Linked DNA regions of Homo sapiens: region 2 is linked to region 1. A link is a loop called in an ENCODE intact Hi-C map of the cell type or tissue named here. Cell type or tissue: PC-3. All regions are shown on one strand. Links, peaks and the distances in the headings refer to the core of each region. The heading gives the core; the rest is flanking DNA.

What was found. Hi-C counts contacts between places; a loop is a spot of excess contacts. Peaks named below come from ENCODE experiments on the same cell type or tissue, not always from the same donor. Only the 100,000 strongest peaks of a DNase experiment are listed, where the experiment ranks them.
Region 2: a loop joins it to region 1, with 2.1 times the contacts of the local background. A loop is called at or near these places in 7 of 110 quality-filtered maps.

What each region holds. Positions count from the first base shown.
Region 1 is chrX:150,885,240-150,890,628 of GRCh38, forward strand. All of the region lies in intron 1 of CD99L2 (CD99 molecule like 2), which reads right to left. Among named protein-coding and RNA genes, the nearest start is that of CD99L2, 11 kb to the right of the region's middle. RefSeq lists an enhancer at 5,070-5,389. In PC-3, for the core only: no CTCF peak of the experiment used is centred there; a DNase peak (open chromatin) is centred at 2,902; H3K27ac peaks cover 1,021 bases.
Region 2 is chrX:150,831,756-150,837,144 of GRCh38, forward strand. The region is part of intron 1 of CD99L2 (CD99 molecule like 2); the gene reads right to left. Among named protein-coding and RNA genes, the nearest start is that of CD99L2, 64 kb to the right of the region's middle. In PC-3, for the core only: no CTCF peak of the experiment used is centred there; no DNase peak of the experiment used is centred there.

The DNA of each region.
Region 1 (5,389 bases), core at 174-5,173:
TGACACAGGTTTTCATTTTATACATTTTTGTTAAACTTTACATATATGGCTGAGACAGGAATATTGCTTGAGGCCAGGAATTCAGACAAGCCTGGGAAACACAGTGAGACTCCACTTCTACAAAAAAACAACAACAACAAAAAAACAACAACAACAACAACAAAAACTTTACATATAGGCTTTTCATGTTTTTCTATATCTGTTATATTTCACAATACAGGTGAAAACTATATACAGTTTGATGCCAATAATGTGAAATACATATTTCAGCATGGAAAAAATTATTGGCATACTGTATTCTAACATGCTAACAGTGGTTATCCCTAGGTAACGAGGTTTGTGTCTTCTCTACACTTCTCCACATTTCCCACGTTTACTACGAAGAGTATGTATTACTCTTGTAATTGTGTACACATTTGGTATGTCAGACTTTATTACAATTTTTAGTCTACCGGAGGGTATATAATGTTATCTTATTATAGTTTAATTTGCATCTCTCCGATTACTAATGAGGCTGATCATCTTTTTATATGTTTATTGTGCAATTTGATTTCTACCTATATGAATTGCCTGGTCAAATTTTTGGCTCATTTTGCTGTTTATTCTTTTTCACTGGTTCGCAGAAAATCATTAAATGCATTAAAAAAGACAAGGTCACCATCTAAAATGGAAACTAATAAGGGTGAACATAAAAGAGATGAGACGAGCCATCTGTGGAAATCTATGCAGAAAATAACTAACTACACAGATTGGTGATGCATATGGTCTCACTAGGGTGACCTGAAAGCTCATCAAGGAGTCTAAGGTATGTTCCTAGAGTTGCCTGAGCTTAGAACTTGCCCTGTAGAGAAGAAAAAAATAGAACTGTCTGAGCTGATACCAATGCACAAGACTGGCTGAGACCTGACTTATTCCAACATGTCTGTCCTGGGCAATGTGACGATGGCAGAAAACTTTAGTGACTCGTGAACAATACTGAAAACAGAGCGATATTTCAAAGAATATATAGTCATGTGGCCACATAGCAATATATTTCAGCCAAATGATGGGCTGCATATACGATGGTGGTACCATAAGATTGTAACTGGGACCCTAGTTATTCTTATCACTTAGTGACATGGTAGCCATCATAACATGGTAGCACAACACATTACCTTTTCTATGTTTAGATGCATGAATGCTTGCCTTTGTATTACAACTGCCTACAGTATTCAGTACAGTCACATTGCTGTACAGGTTTGTAGCCTAGGGGCATGTAGTAGGCTATACCATCTATGCTTACGTAAGTACACTCCATGACGTTCACACAATGAGATCACATGACATTTCTCAGAACATCTCTCCATTGTTAAGCAAGGCATGGCTGTATCCGTCTTTACAGTCGTGGTTCTCAACAAGGGGTGATTCGCCACCCCCCACCCCCTAGGGGACACTCGGCAATGTCTGGAGTTATTTTTGGTTGACAAGACTAGGGAGGGGTGTACTACCCGCATCTAGTGGGCAGAAGCCAAGGATGCTGCTAAACATCCTCCAACACACAGGACACCCACCCGCCTTATCCCTTGCAGAACAATTATCTGGTCCAAAGGTCAGCAGTGCCATGGTTGAAAAACTCTGCTCAATAGTCTATCTAGGAGAGTGCTCAGGCCAAGCACCATGGCTCATGCTTGTAATCCCAACACTTTGAGAGGCTGAGGCGGGAGGATCACTTGAGCCCAGGAGTTTGAGATTCTGTCTCTACAAATAAATTAAAAAATTAGTTGGGTATGGTATCACATGTTTGTGGTCCCAGCTATGTGGGAGGCTGACGTGGGAAGATCCCCTGAGCCCAGGGCTTGAGGCAGCATTGAGCCATGATGGTGCCACCGCACTCTAACTTAGGTGACAGAGTGAGACTCTGTCAAAAAAAAAAAAAAACAATGAAGGCCAGGTGTGGTGGCTCACGCCTGTGATCCCACCACTTTGGGAGGCCAAGGTGGGTGGATCAACTGAGGTCAGGAGTTGGAGATCAGCCTGGCCAATATGGTGAAACCGTGTCTCTACTATTAATACAAAAATTAGCCAGGCATGGTGGCGCATGCCTGTAATCGCAGCTACTCAGGAGGCTGAGGCAGGAGAATTGCTTGAGCCCGGGAGGCGGAGGTTGCAGCGAGCTGAGAGTGCGCCACTGCACTTCAGCCTGGGTGACAAGAGCAAAACTCCGTCTCCAGAAATAAATAAATAAATAAATAAATAAATAAATAAATAAAATAAAAAAATAAAGCTCAACCCCCAGGGACTCTTCTTCCAGGTGAAGAAGGGCAAATCCCCAGGCTGCCCCACCTTGAGGGTTAATCCAAACTCCTTGAGACCTACACTCAGCAAGCTCCTCCAAGGCTACACAGTAGGCACTGTGCTGTCAGAAGGAGGCCTCCCTCACGGAGAAAGCCTGTACAAATAAGATCACTTGGAGCCCACAGAACATCAGTGCTGAAGGGCTCTCAGAATCAGCTGATCCATCCCCCGCTCAGAGAGAGAGAACCCGACCGCTGAGGACAGCAGCATGGCGTCACAGGAAGGAACAGAAAATGAAGAGGCACACACGGAGCTAGGCTACTAACTGGACACTAACAAATATACCTCATGGTGATTATTTCATAAAGAACTAGAGAGGTGAGAGAAGTCGCCATCACAATAGAGCTACAAGTAGTTACTCCCAGCTAGGAGAACTGGGATACGCTCCAGGGAGGGAGCAATATTTCAGCAGGACCCAGAAATGTGAGATTTGTGCGGCAGTTTTAAATGATGGCTAAGAATTCTTTGACACTCTTCCCTTAAGAGGTAGGATATATGTTCTCACTTTGAATCCAGACTACCCTCAACTGACTCATAACCTATGGAATTCAATGAAAGTCACGCTGGTAACTTCTGGGGCCAAGTCATAAAAGACCATGATCTAGGCATATATCCCAAAGAACTGAAAACAGTTGTTCAAACAAAGACTTGTGCACAAATGTCCACAGCAGCACTACTCACAATAGCCAAAGGGTGGAAACAACCCAAATGTCCATCAGCTGATGGCTGGACAAGCAAAACATGGTCTACCCGTACAATAGAATACTATTCAACCATAAGAAGAAATGGAGTACTGATCCACGCTACAACAGGCAGGAACTCAGAAAATATCATGCTAAGTGAAATAAGCCAGTCACAAAAGGACAAATACTACCTGATTCCGTTGCTATGAAATGTCCAGAATGGGCAAATCCAGATAGGAAGCAGATGAGCCAGTGCCAGGGGTTAGGGGAGGGGGAATGATGATGATCACACAAAAAAAGTATTTAATGCCACTGAACTGTGTGCCTTAAAATGGTTAAAATGGTAAATGTTATGTGTATTTTACCACAATTTTTAAAAGGTTTCTAAGCCCATCTGTTTTCTACCTTGTCTACTGGAATGTTCATGCTTAGAACCTGAAGGGGCTATGTAAGAAGTTCAAATACAGTTGCCTTGCTATAAGGAAGCTCAAACCAGAGAGGCCACATTTGGGTGTTCCAGTGGACAGCCCCAGCTAAGCCCATCCTTTATGACATGTGAGTAAAAAAAAACCTCCAGATGATTCTAGCCCCCAGCCATTTGAGTCCTCCTAGCTGAGGTCCTAGATACAGTAGAGCAGAGACAGCCATCCTTGCTGCATTATCCTAATTCCCAACCTATGGAGTCTAAGAGCATAGTAAACAGTTGTTTCAAGCCACTAATGTGTGGAGGTTCATTATGCAGCAATAGGCGACAGCAACGGCCTTCAACCTGGGAGAAAGGGGGCAAGTGTCCTCTTGGCAGATAGCACTACAGCAATAATGGAATCCTTGTGTGTCTTTTAAGATACATGTGACTATGTATAGTTGCTTCCAGGTCTGTCTGGACTTTAATCTCCTTGAGGGCAGGTGCATGTTTTACCCTGCTCTGTTTCACCCACAGTGCCCCCACACGGGTCCTGGCTGCTCATTCAGGATAAGGCCTGCTGCCTGCCATCTGCCCTTCAGATCCACTCTCTGTGTCCCAGGCCACTGACCGGTATGAGCTTCATCAAAGGGCTTCTTTGTCCTCTGGCCTCCCTGGGGTTAGCCCATGGGTTTCCTTAGTATCTCAAGTGCCATTCACATCTCAGTTTTTTTTCCCCCACATTGCCCTTAGGCTGAAAGAAATACCCAATATAGTTCCACCATCCCAGGCTAGTTGAAGCAGCAATAAAAAAAAAAAAACAAAAGTAGAAGGTCAAAATGAGCCCCGGCTGTGCCTGGGCACTATTTTGGTGGAAATAAATTCCACACTGCAGTAATACTTCCTGTGGAGAGTATCACCTCTAATTTAGAAAATAATCCCAAATACAACCACCTAACAATGACAGCTAGATGTTTTCTAGCTTCTCCTCTACACAGATGTTCACTGAACAGGGGTGTCATATCTATAGGATTCAACTACAGCAGTTTTCAAAGATATTTCTGCTGTAAAGCAGCAGAACGTTCTGACATCTTGTGAGAAGCCCGAGGTAGAAAACTAATAAAAACAAAGCTCAAAACTGGTTGAAGTGGAGTTGTTCTGCCTATGGAGTAGCCATTCTTTCATTCTTTTACTTTCTTAATAAACTTGCTAGCCGGGCGCGGTGGCTCACGCCTGTAATCCCAGCACTTTGGGAGGCCGAGGCGGGCGGATCACAAGGTCAGGAGATCGAGACCATCCTGGCTAACACGGTGAAACCCCGTCTCTACTAAAAATACAAAAAAATTAGCTGGGCGTGGAGGTGGGCGCCTGTAGTCCCAGCTACTCGGGAGGCTGAGGCAGGAGAATGGCATGAACCCGGGAGGCGGAGTTTGCAGTGAGCCGAGATCGCACCACTGCACTCCAGACTGGGCGAGAGCGAGACTCCGTCTCAAAATAAATAAATAAATAAATAAATAAATAAATAAACTTGCTTTCAGGCTGGGCACAGTGGCTCACGCCTGTAATCCCAGCACTTTGTGAGGCCATGACAGGTGGATCACCTGAGGTCAGGAGTTCAAGACCAGCCTGGCCAACATGGTGAAACCCCGTCTCTACTGAAAATACAAAAATTAGCTGGGCGAGGTGGCAGGCGCCTGTAATCCCGGCTCCTCAGGAGGCTGAGGCAGGAGAATCATTTGAACCCGGGAGGCGGAGGTTGCAGTGAGTCGAGATTGCGCCATTGCACTCCAGCCTGGGTGACAAGAGCAAAACTCTGTCTCAAAAAATAATAATATAAATAAAATAAAAATAAACTTGCTTTCAAAAAACAAACCAACAAACAAAAAACAACACTGGTTGAAGTGGGAGTGGGGGATTCAGGTGCACCCATTCCTGTCTGGTCCTCTCCCCACACCCCCGCCCCCACCTT
Region 2 (5,389 bases), core at 154-5,153, 54 kb before region 1:
AAAAAAAAGAAAAATAGACTTTTAAAGTCAAAAACTGTAAAAAGAGACAAAGAAGGTCATTATATGCTAAAGGGGTCAATTCATTAAGAAAGTATAACAATTGTAAATATATGCACACCCAACATTGAAGCACCTAAATATATAGAGCAAATATTAATAAATCTAAAGAGAGAGAGAGACTGCAATGCAATAATAGTAGAACACTTCAATACCTTACTTTCAACATTGAACAGATCATCTAGACAGAAAATCAATAAGGAAATATTGGACTTGAACTACACTTTAGACCAAATGAACCTAACAGATATTTACAGAACATTCCAACCAACAGCAACAAAATACACACTCTTCTCAAGTGCACACGAAACATTCTCCAGGATAGATCATATGTTAGGCCACAAAACAAGTCTTTACAAATTTAAGAAGACTGAAATCATATCAAGTATCTTTTCTGACCAAAATAGCCAGAAACTAGAAATAAACAACAGAAGAAATCTTGGAACACTCACAAATATGTGGAAATTAAACAATCAACAGGTCAAAGAAGAAATTAAAAGGAAAATTTAAAAATATCTTGAGACGGCCAGGTGCAGTGGCTCACGCCTGTTATCCTAGCACTGTGGGAGGCCAGGCCAAGGTGGGTAGATCACTTGAGGTCAGGAGTTTGGTACCAGCCTGGCCAACATGGTGAAACTCTGTCTCTATCAAAAACTACAAAAATTAGCTGGGTGTGGTGGTGCATGCCTGTAATCCCAGCTATTCATCTCAATAGATGCAGAAAAAATCATTTGATTCATTCAATAGTGAAGAGTTAAAAGCTTTTCCTTTAAGATCAGGAACAAGACAACAATGCCCACTCTCACTACTCCTATTCAACAGAATAAGTTATATCCAGAGCAGTTAGGCAAGAACAAGAAATAAAAGGCCTCTCTGTAGGAAAGGAAGAAGGTAAATTGTCTCTCTTTGCAAATGACATGATCTTATGTGTAGAAAAGCCTAAAGACTCCACCAGGGCCGGGCGTGGTGGCTCACGCCTGTAATCCCAGCACTTTGGGAGGCCGAGGCGGGCAGATCACGAGGGCAGGAGATCGAGACCATCCTGGCTAACACGGTGAAAACCCGTCTCTACTAAAAATACAAAAACAAAAAATTAGCTGGGCATGGTGGCGGGTGCCTGTAGTTCCAGCTGCTCAGGAGGCTAAGGCAGGAGAATGGCATGAACCCAGGAGGCAGTGCTTGCAGTAAGCCGAGATCGCGCCACTGCACTCCAGCCTGGGCGACAGAGCGAGACTCTGTCTCAAAAAAAAAAAAAAAAGACTCCACCAGAAAACTATGAGAACTGATAAACAAATTTAGTAAAGTAGCAGGTTACAAAATCAACATACAAAAATCAATAGCATTTCTATATTTGAACAATGAACTGTCTGAAAAAAAGAAACAATCCCATTTATAATAACATCAAAAAAGAAAATACTGAGTAGCAAACTTAACCAAGGAGGTAAAAGACCCGTACCTCCTAACCTGTACCTTGAAAACCATAAAACAATGATGAAAAATGAAAAACACAAATGAAAATATATCCCATGTTCATGTATTAGAAGAATATTGTTAAAATGTCTATACTGACCAAAGTGATCTACAGATACGATGTAATTTTTATCAAAATTCCAATGTCATTTTTCACAGAAATGGAAAAAAATCCTAAAATTTGTATGGAACCAGAAATGACCCCCAATAGCCAAAGCAATCTTGAGCAAAATGCACAAAGCTGGAGGCATCACACTTCTTGATTTCAAAATATATTATAAAGCTATTGTAATCAAAACAGCATGGTACTGGCATAAAAACAGACACATGAACTAATGGAACAGGATAGAAAGCACCAAAATAAACTCAAATATTTACAGTTAATTGATCTCCAACAAGGACAGTCTCTTCAGTAAATGATGTAGAGAAACTGGATATGCACATGTGGAAGAATGAAACTGGACCCCTATCTCATACCATATACAAAAATTAACTCAAAATGAATAAAAGACTTAAATGCAAGACCTGAAACTGCAAAGCTACTAGAAAAAAACACAGGGAAAAAGTTGCACAACGTTAGTCTGGGCAACCATTTCCTAGATAAGACTCCAAAAGCACAGGCAACAAAAGTGAAAGTAGACAAATGAGACTGAATAAAACTAAAAAGTTTCTGCACAGCAAAGGAAACAGAGTAAAAAGACAACCCATGGATTAGGAGAAAATATTTGCAAACCATACATCTGAAAAGGGGTTAATATCCAAAATATATAAGGAACTCAACTCAATAGCAAGAAAACAAATAACCCAGTTAAAAATGGGCAAAGGCAAAGGAGCTTCTCAAAAGAAGAGATATGAATGGTCAACGGGTATATGAAAAAATGCTCAATATCTCTAATCATCAGGGAAACACAAATTAAAACCAAAATGTGGGCTGGGCACAGTGGCTCATGCTTGTAATCCCAGCACTTTGGGAGGCCAAGGCAGGCAGTTCACGAGGTCAAGAGATTGAGACCATCCTGGCCAACATGGTGAAACCCCGTCTCTACTAAAAATACAAAAATTAGCTGGGCGCGGTAGCATGTGCCTGTAGTCCCAGCTACTCGGGAGGCTGAGGCAGGAGAATCTCTCGAACCAGAGATGCAGAGGTTGCAGTGAGCTGAGATCGCGCCACTGCACTCCAGCCTGGTGATAGAGCAAGACACCATCTCCAAACAAAACAAAACAAAAACAAAAACAAACAAAAATGTGATGTCATCTTACATCTGTTAGAATGGCTATTATGAAGAAGACAAATGATATTTGTTGGTGAGGATATGGAGAAAAGGGAACACTTGCACAAGTTGTTAGGAATGTAAATTAGTATAGCCATTTTGGAGAATGGTATGGAGGTTCCTCAAAAAAACAAAAAATGAAATTATCATATAATTCAGAAATCAGTCCCAGTTCTGTGTGTGTATTAATATCCAAAGGAATTGAAATCACGATTTTAAAGAGATATCTGTACTCCCATGTTCATTTTGGTTTTACTTACACTATCAAAGGTATGGAAGCAACCTAAGTGTCCATTAACAAATGAATGGATAAAGAAAATGTGGTACATATATAAATGGAGTACTATACATCCTTTAAAAAGAAGGAAATTCTGTCACTCATGACAATGTGGATGGAACTGAAGGACATTATGCTAAGTGAAATAAGCCATGCACAGAAATACAAATATTGTATGATCTCACTTAGATGTGGAATCTAAAAAAGTTGATCTGACAGAAATAGTAGAAAGGTAGCTAACCAGAGGCTGAGGGGAGGGAGAAGTATGGGGAAAGGGAAAGTGTTGATTAAAGAACACAAAGTTTCAGTTAGACAGGAGGAATTAAGTTTTAGCAACCTATTGCACTGCATGGTGACCACAATTAATAATAATGTATTGTATATTTTAAAATTGCTAATAGACTTTTACAATTCTCACTACAACAAAATAAGTTTGTGAGATAATGGATATGTTAATTAGCTTGAATGAATCTTACTACACACATTGTACCCTATAAATACATACAAAGATTATTTGTCAATTAAAAATAAATGTTAAAAATTATTTTTATTAGCCCGGCATGGTGGTGCACGCCTGTAGTCCCAATTACTTGGAAGGCTGAGGAAGGAGGATCGCTGGAGGCTAGGAGTTTGAGGTTACAGTGAGTGTGTATTGCTCTCTAGCATGGGCGACAGAGTGAGGCCCTGTCTGTAAAAAGCAACGATAACAAAACAAAGATTTTAAAATTTAACTGTCTTTGTATGAAACAAAATAATACTGAAATTCTCTCCTGAAATGGTCATGGCCCTTTAGACAGTGTCATGAATGTAACTCCACAAAAGGGAAATCTGTCAAAGCCACTCAAAGATATACTGAGCTGATAGCCTTCCTCAAACAACCTATCTATCCCCACCAAAAATAAAAATTAAAAAATAAAAACAAAACAAAACCCCAAGCTTCAGTCCACTAGAATGTTGAAGGCTCAGGTGTTTCGAACATGAAGTACTATCTCACAGAAAACCTTCTCCATAGAGAAGTAAGAGGGGTCATTGGAGCCCACAGCTCCACTGATGAGGGGCCAAGTTCTTCCACCCCACCCCAGGTCTCACAAAGGCTACTCTATACTTTGTCAATCCAGGGTACCTTCTCTCCGATCCCCAGTACCCCACCTAGACTAGAGGCTCTGGCTAATCACACATAACTGAAAAAGCTCTGGGGAAAAGTTTTTCACAATAGAATTTGTCCTCACAAGTGGACCCATCTGCCCAACCTAGCGTCCTACTGAACTTGATAGCTACTGTTTCCTCTAGATGGGCACGTAGTTTGTCATAAGGGTGTATAGCTTATCAGTTCTCAAGCAAACCATTATGCATGCATACTGGAATTGACCTAAGTAAATGGATAGGGGATGGTGGGAGCCAGGTTTCTCACTATCAGAGAGAGAGGTTACAGATAAGAGGGGCAGGCTAAAATGACCCATACAAAAATGGATTAGAGTAGGAGACTTTAAGCTAAGTATGAAATCATATTTAGCTTAATTTTTTTTTTCCGAGATGGAGTTTCGCTCTTGTTGCCGAGGCTGGAGTGCAATAGCGCAATCTCAGCTCACCAGGTTCAAGCGATTTTCCTGCCTCAGCCCCCCAAGTAGCTGGGATTACAGGCGTCTGCCACCACGCCCAGCTAATTTTGTATTTTTGGTAGAGATGGGGTTTTTCCATGTTGGTCAGGCTGGTCTCGAACTCCCAACCTCAGGTGATCTGCCCGCCTCAGCCTCCCGAAGTGCTGGGATTACAGGTGTGAGCCACTGCACCCGGCCTAGCTTAATATTAACATAGTCATGTGTTGCTTAGCAACAGGGATACGTTCTGAGATGTGTTTGTTACACTTTTACCATTTTGTTATGCAAACATCATAGGGTGTCCTTACACAAATCTAGATGGTGTAGCCTACTACACACCTAGGCTGTATGGTAGAGCCTATTTCTCCTAGCCTACAAACCTGTACAGCATGTGACTGTACTGAATACTGTAGGCAACTATAACACCATGGTATTTGTGTATCTAAACACAGAAAAGGCACAGTAAAAATAAAGTATTATAATCTTATGAGCCCAACATTGTATATGTGGCCTGTCAACCAAAATATCACCATGTGGCACGTGACTATAAACAGATAGCTATATACAGAAATATTTATAGCCATGAGTATATATATGGGTTAGTATAAAGACATATATTCCCTTGCTCTGTCAACTGGACGGGGCTGGAAGCAACAACACTCCGTAGCAATGAGCACATCTAGCACCCAGGTCTTCGTCTCTAATCCTACTCTCCA